Linked DNA regions of Mus musculus: region 2 is linked to region 1. A link is a contact called in ENCODE Hi-C data. All regions are on one chromosome and are shown on one strand. The core of a region is the stretch at or near the end of the contact, and the rest is flanking DNA. Distances in the headings are between cores, read along the strand shown. Region 1 holds the start of St3gal5 (ST3 beta-galactoside alpha-2,3-sialyltransferase 5). Region 2 has its middle 4.1 kb from the start of Gm30782.

Region 1 (5,294 bases), core at 1,829-4,328:
CAGTGGTGGTGCACAACTTTAATCCCAGCACTTAGGAGCCAGAGGGAGTTGGATTTCTGAGTTCAAGGCCAGCCTGGTGTACAGAGAAAGTTCCAGGACAGCCAGGACTATACAGAGAAACCCTGTCTCAAATAACAAAACAAAACAAAACAAAACAAAACAAACAAAAGAAAAGAAAAAGATGCCATTTCTATAGAAATGAATGAATGAAAGGTAACAAAAATAAAAATAGAGAAAGATGCATACTCAAGAATCTTTTTAAAAGACTTATTTTTAGTTTGTATGTATGAGTATTTTGTCTGCATGTATGTCTGAGTACCACATGCATGCAGTGGCCACGGAGGCCCGAAGAGGGCATTGGATCACCTGGAACTCGAGTTACAGGGACATGTCCACAGCCCCGTCAAGGATCTTTATAATTGGGTACCATGAATTGTTTTGCTGTAACAGGGTCTTATGTAGCACAGGCTCGCATCAAACTGGCTGTGTAGCTGAAGATGACCTTGAACTTCTGATCCTCTTTCGTCCACTCCAGTACACTGGGATTCATTCCATTCATGTACTACCCCACCCAATCGTTTATGCTGTTTTGATTAGTGATGGGCAGTTAGTTTTGTTCACCTTTTGTGTCATGAGATTATTATACAATAGTTTTGACTGTGGAGATTCTCTGAAAGGGTCCCGGAGACAACAAGGAGGACACAGACCGTATTTATCTTTTTTTTTTTAAACTTCAAACAGAACCCACCCAATAGAACCAAAAGTTAGACAAACTTACCAAAATAGAATATTGCAGCTCACAAGGGGAGGGTGAGAGGACGTCATTAGATTAACTAATGTAGTAAATGGAAAAAGTGAATTTAGGAAGTGGTAGCTGCTATCTCTGATTTATTAGTAGTCCTACTGTATGGTAGCCAGAGTCTGGAAGCTTCTCTGAAGCCACTCAGTAAACCATTGAAATCTAGTGGCTGATTCTAGTGTGTTATTTGGGGACTTTGGGAGCAGGTCTTCTTTTCCTTCACTAAGTGTCAACTAGGTGACAGAGCTCATGAATATTTGAAACAAATGTCCCAGGAGACTAAGACAGAAGGTAGAGTTCACTTCTTACACTTCATTGCCCTCAACTTACACCTACTCTTGTAAGGCAGGATGCTTCCAGCTTCCAGGACAGCCCTTACTGCTAAGAGGGTGGGGCTCCACACAGGGAGATGTGGGAGAGAACCAAGGCACAGAGATGTCAGAGCATCAGACCACACAGGCAGGCCTCAGGCTGGTCCAATAGTAGGAGAGTGAGCGGCTCTGCAATCTTTTTCCTGCTATAGTCATTCCAGGCAGCTAGCTAGTGTCTGACCAGCCTTGGCCAACCCACTGGCTTTAGCCACATGTCAGGCTTTCTTCCATCTTTTTTTCCCTTTCTAGACTATTTCCAGTGTCCTCGCTTTAAAATCATACAGATTTGTTGTTTTGGATAGCCATGAAAGTAGAATCCACCTACTCCGTTCTTTCCTATGTCTTTATTCTTGGCATTGACTACCCAGAGAGCATCCCCCAGTTCCCAGGCGACCATGTTCTACTCTCCACCCTGGAGAAAGAGCAAAGAGAGCAAGCTGCTGTAAAAAGGAAAACTGATAACGGCTCTTGGCTCAGGGTCTAGGATCTTCCTTCTCAAAATGAGAGGGTTATTGTTCGGTAAAAGATGGATAGCCATGCTTGATTGGGGCTGGAGAAGGGAGTTCTAAAAGCTAGCCCAGGGCCTCTTCCTGTTTGTACAGGCTGACAAGCTTCCACTACAAAGCTTCAATTTTCTCAGCTGATACACAGATCTAGCACGGGACCTTGAGCAGACCCAAAAAGGAGTTTGCTATGCAGTCACCAAGAAAACTGGAGCTGTTATCTTGGAAAGCGTGCCTCCTGACTATCAGAATGCCCCTTTGTGGTTAAATGTTCTTGAGGTCGAAGGCAAGCTATTCCAATATAACAAAGACTATGGCACTAGGGGATTTCCCACACACACATGCAGTAACAAAGGGTCTGCATCCTCAGAAGAACTTGGCTACATTATATCATTTACTCTGCGCTTTGGATCCCTTTCTTGTCGGCTTTTCTAGAAGATCATGGGGAAAAATATCCTAAAAGGGAGATCCAGTCCGGTTTTAGGCCTTTTTAATGCACCAATTTTGGGATTTATTAAATGTGTTTTTAAAAATCGTATGGCATTTCCTTTCCAAAATAAGGTGTGAGAGGCCAGGGCCTCTCTAGCTTTCAGACAAATAAGATTTGAGCGCTCCAAGCCCAGGTTCTGTTCCTGCTTCGGCCTCCAAATGACTTCAAAGCTACTCACCCTCAGTCCCACACAGACCTCAGTTCCTTCTCCTGTTAAAACAAGTTGGTTGGCTTTGGTAACTAGCACAGTAACAACCGTGTAGCCTAATCGTTCTCAACCTTCCTAATGCTGCGACCCTTTAATACACTTCCTCAAGTTGTGGTGGTAACCCCTGACCATAAAAAGTATTTTCGTTGATACTTCATAACTGTAATTCCACTACTGTTGTGAATCGTAAATGTAAATAAACGTGTCTTCCATTGGTATTAGGCGACCCCCAGGTTGAGAACCGCTGATTTAGCTTGTCCTGGTATTTGTCTCTTGGGTCTCAGGAACCCAGGACCAGTAATTACCTGAAGACCAGTGGGCAGCTGGCGAATAAAGCACGTGACTACGTCAAGCCCCTTAGTTCCCCAGCTCCGACTCCTAATTGGATGCTCAGTCAAAGCCTTTAACCGGTCCAGAGCCACCTTAGGTTCTCCGGAACGCCTTCCACTATCTAATCACGCGCAAGCCTGGGGAGAGTTGAAGAGATCCCCGAGCGCGGGGCACCCTCATCCTAGGCTGCCTGGCGCCCCACCTACTTCTCGGCTGGAGTTGTCCCGCTCCCCCTCGCACTAGCAGTCGGAGGGGGCGGGGGGACAGTCCGCTCGCAGGCGGGGCCTCGGCGCACTCTGATTGGTCTCCCTTATCCTCGTGACGCGCGACCCCGCCCCCGCCTACCCCCACCCCCCTCAGCATCCGCGCGGGGGAGCGGACTGTCCGGGGCTGAATTGGCGCGAGCGCGGCGCCGGGGGCTGGCTGGGGCGCGGGGCCCCGGGCTGGCGGCTTGCCAGCGCTCCCTCCCTAGCATGCACACAGAGGCGGTGGGCGGCGCGGCGCGGAGGCCCCAGAAGCTGCGAAGCCAAGCAGCGGCACCTGCCTGCCGAGGTACGTGGCGCAGCCCCCAGTCGGCAGAGCGGACACCGGGGAGCCCAGATAGCGGCGATCCGCCTTTGCGATACCCCAGGCCCAGCGGCTCCTCCCCAGCCCTGCGACGCCGGACGCGCCTGCTAGGGGACACGGGCGGAGGGTCGCGGCCCCTGGCTGCCTACATGGGCGCCCCCGGCGCAGCCTGCGCAGGTGTGGACGCGGCGCTGCGGGTAAGGATGACCTGCCCCGCGTGGCAGGTCCAGCCAGAGTGGCCCTCTTCACGTCGCTTGGTTCTGGGATTTTAATTCATTGCTGGAACCTTCTGAGCCGGCAGAGTCGAATAGACTCAGTGTCTCCCTTGACTGCTTTGGGGAACCTTGTACAGGGTAACTAGTGGCGCCTGAACCCTCCTGGTGCATCCATGTGGGTAGACGTGCAGTGTGAAAGTGGGTAGCTTTCTGCTGGCAGAAATTCACTGGTGACCTTCCCTGCCCCCTCTCTGCGGCCAGTCCTGCGGAGGAGACACATTGGGAGACCGTTTTGGTTTCTTGGAAATTTTAAGCTGTGTCCTGACGAGGGGACGCGTTCTTTGTGCGCTGTTTTATTTGTTTGTTTTGCGGAGAGGGTGTTAGAGAACAATTGGTAGGACCCCAGTAAATGAAAGCTCTTGTCCCTACTGCACATCAGCTGGATGACCTTGGCAGACACTGATATCCTCCTGTGGGGAGCTTGCTCTCCAGGTCTGTACTGGAAGACTTAACTTGCTGTTGGCTTGGGTCTCTTCCACAATGAGTTTGTGGTTTTAACCATTTAGAATAAATATGTCAATTGGCGAGAACTCTGTAGAATCACTAGCTGACTTGGAAATGAAATTTTTATACCTTTCCCCCCAGTAATTCAGTCTTAATTCACATATATGAATTTTGCCTTTGCAAAATTAGGTGTAAATGTAAGTAGATGTACTTAAAAGGAGGAAGAGGCATTTTTATGTGTTGTGCTTTTTCTGGGACCGATGGGTTTCAGGTTCCTTCAGCCAAGAGCTGTGCTGGGTTTTAGACTTACAAAGGAAGGAGACTCACACTCATCTCTGCCCTCTGGTGTCTAGCCAAGCCTTCCCTTGGTTTATGACTGTAAATCCTCTTCTACCTGCAGCCCTACGCAAATGCTGGGCCTGAGAAGAGGGATTTGTCTGCTGAAAGAAAGGACCAGAAAAGTAGGTTTTGGTTTCTTTTGTGTAATTCCATATCCTGACAGCTCAGAATGGTTTCTCACATTGCTGGTTGCAGGGCTAGGAATTGTCTGATTTCCAAGTTTTTGGTCAAGAGAATATTAATATGAGCTTCCAGAGCACTGTAGTCAGAGTGCTGCATCTCCTGACACTCATGTCTGCTATGTGGTCGGTGCTGTGGCTATCAGGCTGATAGTGTTTTCTTTGAGACTTGAAAAGAAATTGAGATGATTGGAGGTTTGGGTGGCTGTTTTGTTGGTTGGTCGGTCCGTTGGTTGGTTGGTTGGTTTGGGTTTTTGAGTCGGGGATAGCATGCTGTTCAGGCTGGCTTTGAATTCACTGGTGCATCCGAAGCTGGCCTTGAACCACTGATCCAAGTGCTGGGATCACAGACTTGTGCCAACATGCCTGGCTTAAACAGAGTAAGAGGAGGTGTGACAAGGCTTCTGGAAAATGGCATGCTGGGGGCTGGCAGGAAATTCTAAAAGCACACATTTATGATGATTCTGCAAATGCATTCAGCTTGACATACACTGGTCACTGCCCCATGTCATCAAAACAAGTCAAATGGGTGACTGGACAGGGAGGTAATCAAGAAACACACCTGTCGTTGGCTTGCCTCCTCCACCTCTTGCTCCCTTACTGGGCTTGCAAAGTAGTAGAGAATTAGCAGCTGTCTCTTGGCAGATTAATGGTGTGCTGGGTAGTTTTTAATGTCAACTTGATGTAACTTGGAATTATTTGAGAAAAGAAAGCATCATTTGAAAAAAAATGCCCTTACCAGATTGTCCTGGAGGCAAGCCTGGGAGACAGTTTCTTAAGTGGGGAGGG
Region 2 (5,294 bases), core at 2,035-4,534, 160 kb after region 1:
GTGCCAAGGATTGAATGAGCACGTGTGGTGTGCCATGAGGCTGTTCTGAAGAGTTCTGGTGGCACTGGGGAGGTGGCTCCGCAGCTGAGCACCGGCTGTACTTCCAGAGGACTTGGGTTCAATACCCAGCAGCGACATGGCAGCTTACAACTGGCAGCTCTAACACCTGACACCCTCATATAGACACACGTGCGAACAAAACACCAGTGCACATAAAATAAATTAATTACTTTAAAAAACAAAAGAGTTCTGTTGCCTAACTTTTCTTGAGGAGACATGAACTCATGTCCAATTACTCCAAATAGGGCATCAGTGAGAGAGCAAAGAAGCAGTTCTGGGCCAGGGAGGTGGCTCAGTGTGTAAATCAAGGTGCTTGCTGCCAAGCCTGATGACCGGAGTTCAATCCCCAGAACCCACTGTGTGGAAGACACGACCTGAGTCCTGAAAATGGTCCTTTGACCTGGAAAGAGTGTCATGAAAATAGGCCTTTCTCCCACATATACACACACATGGACAAGCACGCACATACACATATAAACAAATGTTGTAAAGAATAAAAGAAAATTCCAACCTTGGGAAACAGTGCGTTAATTGTGCTTACAGGAGCACAGTGAGAGATTGCTTACAGCAGTATGAACAATTCCAAAGTCAGCCGCATCACCAATCCCGCTATGTCCCTCCTCTATACCGTAGCATCACCGTGTGCAGCTGGGCTGGGGGTTGGGTGCAGGAGGATGTGAGTAGTGGGTCTCAGGTGAGAGTCTGATGACCTTTGACTCCTTCCATGAGGAAATACTAGCAAGCGTCTGATCTCACAGCGGTGACAGCAACCCCGTGTCTGGAGCAAGTTCTTACCCCAGGTATTCAAACCTTCACATGTACCTCAGATGGCCCTGTTTCACTAGAGTGTTCCCACCGACTAGAACAGAGCCCCTGAACATTTTAGGCGACCAGAAAAGGGTTTCAGGTGGGAAAAACCCAGAAATAACTCCTAACAAGCAGGACCCCAGCCTGCATGAGGGGAGCACAAAGCCAAGGCCAAGAGTCACACACACTTTTTCTGGGACTGCAGTTATTTATCCCAAAGGCATTCAGAGGATGAAAATTACCCACGAGGGTTCTCCTCAGTCGGACTAGAGAGATGGCTCAGCAGTTAAGAGAACTTTGTGTTTCTCCGGAGGACCCAAGGTTGATTCTCAGCACCCACATCAGGTTCACCACCACCTATAACACAAGCTCCAGGGTGATGACATCTCTGGCCTCTGAGAGCTTGTGCACTCATATGTCATACACACACACACATAATTTAAAATTAAAAAAAAAGAATTTTCCTCCTTCTAAGTTACATATCTTTTATTTTCATATTTCACCATTTAAAAAAAAATCTGAATGCATTGAGATGATGCAGTTTTTCAATGATTTGCATTTCTTTTTTTTAAGATTTATTTATTTATTATATGTAAGTACACTGTAGTTGTCTTCAGATACACCAGAAGACGGCATCAGATCTCATTACGGGTGGTTGTGAGCCACCATGTGGTTGCTGGGATTTGAACTTCGGACCTTCGGAAGAGCAGTCGGGTGCCCTTACCCACTGAGCCATCTCACCAGCCCCCTGATTTGCATTTCTTGTTTCTCCAGAACAGTTAAATATTATTGTAGCCAGGGTGCTTCTTGCAGCTGATGCCGTGTGTGTGTGTGTGTGTGTGTGTGTGTGTGTGTGTGTGTGTTTGCATGCATGCATGTGTGTGCCCCACATACAGGCCCCATGGAAGATGACATCAGATGCCCTGGAGCTAGATTTACTGGTAGTTACGAGATGCCCACTCCAGGTTTGGGGAAATGATCTCGGGTTCTGTGGAAGAACAGCGATTGCTTTCATTGTTGAGTCATTTCTCCAGCCCCTGCCAGCCTCAGATCTGTTACATACCCAAGGATGGTCTTAAGTTTTTATGTCTCTTGCATTTACCCTCTGAGTTCTAAGACTATAGGTGTGTACCAGCATGGTTGGTTTATGAGTACTAGAGAGCTATCCCAGAACTTCATGCGTGTTAGCCAAGCAGTGCATCAAAAGGCTGCATCCACAATCCCTGCAATTGACACCGTCTCCAAAGTGTGAAAATAAAACAGTGATCTAACGTATTTTAAATGGAACTGAAAGTCATTTAAGATAGTAGGCTTGGGTTTTTGCTGGTTTTGGTTTTGGTTTTGGTTTTTGTGTTTGTTTGTTTGTTTGTTTGTTTGCTAAAACTTGCAAGGACACGCTAAAAAGCAGAATTCCAAATGAAGATTGACTTTTTTGTTTGTTTGTTTTCTTGTTTTTTTGATTTTTCGAGACAGGGTTTCTCTGTTTCCCTAGCTGTCCTGGAACTCACTTTGTACACCAGGCTGGCCTCGAACTCAGAAATCTGCCTGCCTCTGCGTCCCGAGTGCTGGGATTAAAGGTGTGTGCCACCACGCCCAGTGAAGATTGGCTTTTTAAAAATTATTTATTTTTAATTTTCATGCACCAATGGTTTGCTTGCAAGTATATATAAGCATCCTGTGTGGACCTGGAGCCCAGAGGCTTTGAGCAACCTTGTGGGAGCTGGAAATCAAACCTGGTCCTTTGCAAAAGCAGCAAGTGTGTGCTGTTAATCTGTGAGATGCTCTCCAGACCCCAGGAACACAAGGGATGTGAGCTGGGTGTGGTGGTGAGACTACACCTTTAGTCTCAGTACTGGGGAGGTAGAGGCAGGCAGATCTGTAAGAATTGGAGGCCAGCCTGGACTATGTAGTGAGTTCCAGGTTGGCCAAGACTGCAGAGTGAGACTCTTGTCTCACCCTCCCACACCACCGAGCCCCACAAAAAAGTGGGGGTTAGGGGTAAAGGGTGGACTGGAGAGCTGGCTCAGCAGTTAAGAGTGTGTAACTCTTCCCCCAAGAGAACCTGAGTCTGACTTCAGAATTCATGTTAGACTCCTCACACAGCCTATAAGTTCAGCTCCAGTGTGTCTGACCAATACCTCTGCTCTCTGCAGGTATCTACATTTCATGTGCATATACCTACATACACACCCGAACACAAACACAATTAAAAATAAAATAAAAATATTTATTAAGAGGTAGGGGGATGAAAAAGGGGGGAAAGAGGATGGAAAAGAGGAAGAAAAGGAAAAAACTAAAAGGTTTGTAAAGTGCTCTGCTTGAGGTGTGGCTGTAGCACGTGAGCCCAGGGCCAGCCCCGCCTCTCTCCCTTGCGCTTGGTTGCCTCAGGATGAACTTTGAGGGTAGACGCCTAACATCACCCTCTTGGACTAGCATGCCCAAAGAGAAGTGGCTGGTGCTAAAATTAACTATTGGCATAGCAGAGGTGACCCACACATGTGACACTGGCAACCGTCTGGTTCTGGGGCACACCTGTTAATGATGCCCGAGAAGTGGGCAGTCCCAAAGGTTGCTGGGCTACAGTGAGCAGGCGGAGACATGGCAGCATCTCCAGTGATGCCTCCATCCCCACACTCTGTCCCCTTCTGGGCCAGTCCTGGGCATGCCCAGAGCTTCACAGACCACACGGGGTTTCAGCCAAGACCGAGGAGGGCAGGTGTGGAGGAGTTGCCTCATCTAGCCAAGGCTGTTCCAGACTTCATGTGGGGAGATAGAATAGGGAATTGAGAGGAGACCAGGAATCCAGCTAGGGCAGTCCTGGCTGGGGAAAGTGTCAGAGCCTCAGTCCCTGGGCTGGGGAAAGGACCCAGGCAGGGGCACACTTCTGATATCCTTGCTGGAGAAGGACTGGATCGGCTCTGCAGCAAAGAATGCAAGCAAGGCTGACCTGGACACTGGATGTGTAATCCTCACCACTGCCTTGTCTTGCATCTCCTGCTGGATGCCTGCCGCAGCTGTCCCAGATTTGTGTGTGTGTGTGTGTGTGTGTGTGTGTGTGTGTGTGTGTGTAAAGCTTGTGTGTATGTATGTCGTTGACGTTGAGTTGTCTTTCACAATCACTTCCTACCTTTTATACTGAGTCAGGGTCTCACCTGACCCCAGAACTTGCCGGTTCAGCTAGCCAGGTTACCCCAGGAATCCTCTGTGTCCATCTCCTGAGCCTTGCAGTTACAGGAAGGCCACCATGCCCAGCAGTATTTAAACATGTGTTGAGAATTCAAAGTTCAGTCTTTAAGCTTGCCTGGAAATCCCTTTACCTATCCCTGTGTTCCTGGCCCTTGTTTGTTGTTTTGTTCCATTTTAGACAGGGTCTCGTGTAGCTTATGTACCCTCCTTATCTATCGACATAGCTGAGGATAGCCTTGAACTCTTCTGTTGATCCTCTTGCATGCTGGGATTGCAAGTGAGCATCACCATGCCTAGTTTATGGGGTGCTAAAGAACAAACCCAGGGCTTCAGCCACGCAGGCAGGCAACACTCTACCACTAAGTCATATCCCCAGCCCCATCTCTAGATGCTTCACCCACTCGTGCTACCTGCTGCTCTTCAACCTGGGGCTCCTTACCCAACAGCTTTTAGCATGGGCCTCTTTCTCTGCCATGGCCCATTTTAAAGAGAACACCCATTGAAGCTCAACTTTGGTACTCAGATCAAGTATAACAAGGACATCCACAAATAGACACGGGACCTGGGGGCACTTCGGAGCCAGCCTGTAGCTCATAATCCCACTCTTCTTTCCCCAACGTTGTGCGGTCATGAAATCTCAACAGTCTGTCGTTGGACTTTCTAACACTGTACCTTGGCTGTTGGTTTAGGTATCTGTCTCCCCCAAGGGCGAGCCATAGGTCTTCTTTTTATTTCACTGATCTCTGTGGCTCCAGGCCCCAGTCAGCATCTAACATACCATCTCAGGGAAGCTTGCGGGTCTGGCCCACGCCAAACCTGTTTGAAGCAGACGGAAAAAGTACCCTGTGAGCGAGATTATGAAATGACAGAGATGACGCGAGGGGCTTTCGAAACCTGGGAAGGCATCCACCCACGTGAATTACAGCCCCTTGCTATTCTTGGACATCAGAGAGGCTCAGGCTTTGACCCAACGCAGCCAACCAGAGCCCGCAGTCAGCTGGAGACAGAGCAGCCCTGCAACGCAGACCTCTGCTGCCGCCTAGTGGCTGCTGGTCTCCTAGTAGCTGAGCTGAGGCTGCAGCAAGCCTCCGGGTTCCAATAGGGGACTAGGGAAAGCAGAGAAGGCCATTCAGGGCCTTCCTTTTTTTTTTTTTTTTTTTTTTTTTTGGCAGTGTGACTCAGGATGATATTCAGTGACCTCCTTCATCTTCCTAAGCATCCGTTTTCTCATCGGCAAAATA

Evidence for each region. Hi-C counts contacts between places; a loop is a spot of excess contacts on that map.
Region 2: a map of heart shows a loop between it and region 1 (2.2-fold over the local background). The contact joins the enhancer-like site here to the promoter of St3gal5 in region 1. A Hi-C loop is called at or near these places in 2 of 37 maps with a recorded cell type or tissue (gastrocnemius and heart).

The regions. Positions count from the first base shown.
Region 1 is chr6:72,094,530-72,099,823 of GRCm38, forward strand. It overlaps St3gal5 (ST3 beta-galactoside alpha-2,3-sialyltransferase 5), which reads left to right and starts at 3,079. Exons shown (of 7, transcript NM_001035228.2): 1 at 3,079-3,253. The coding sequence starts at 3,175.
Region 2 is chr6:72,256,332-72,261,625 of GRCm38, forward strand. No RefSeq gene overlaps it. Among named protein-coding and RNA genes, the nearest start is that of Gm30782, 4.1 kb to the left of the region's middle. Within about 2 kb of position 3,285, at least 1 of the 3 ENCODE cell types and tissues checked has a DNase peak (open chromatin) inside an H3K27ac peak, as active enhancers do; it is heart, where a contact is called at or near this core.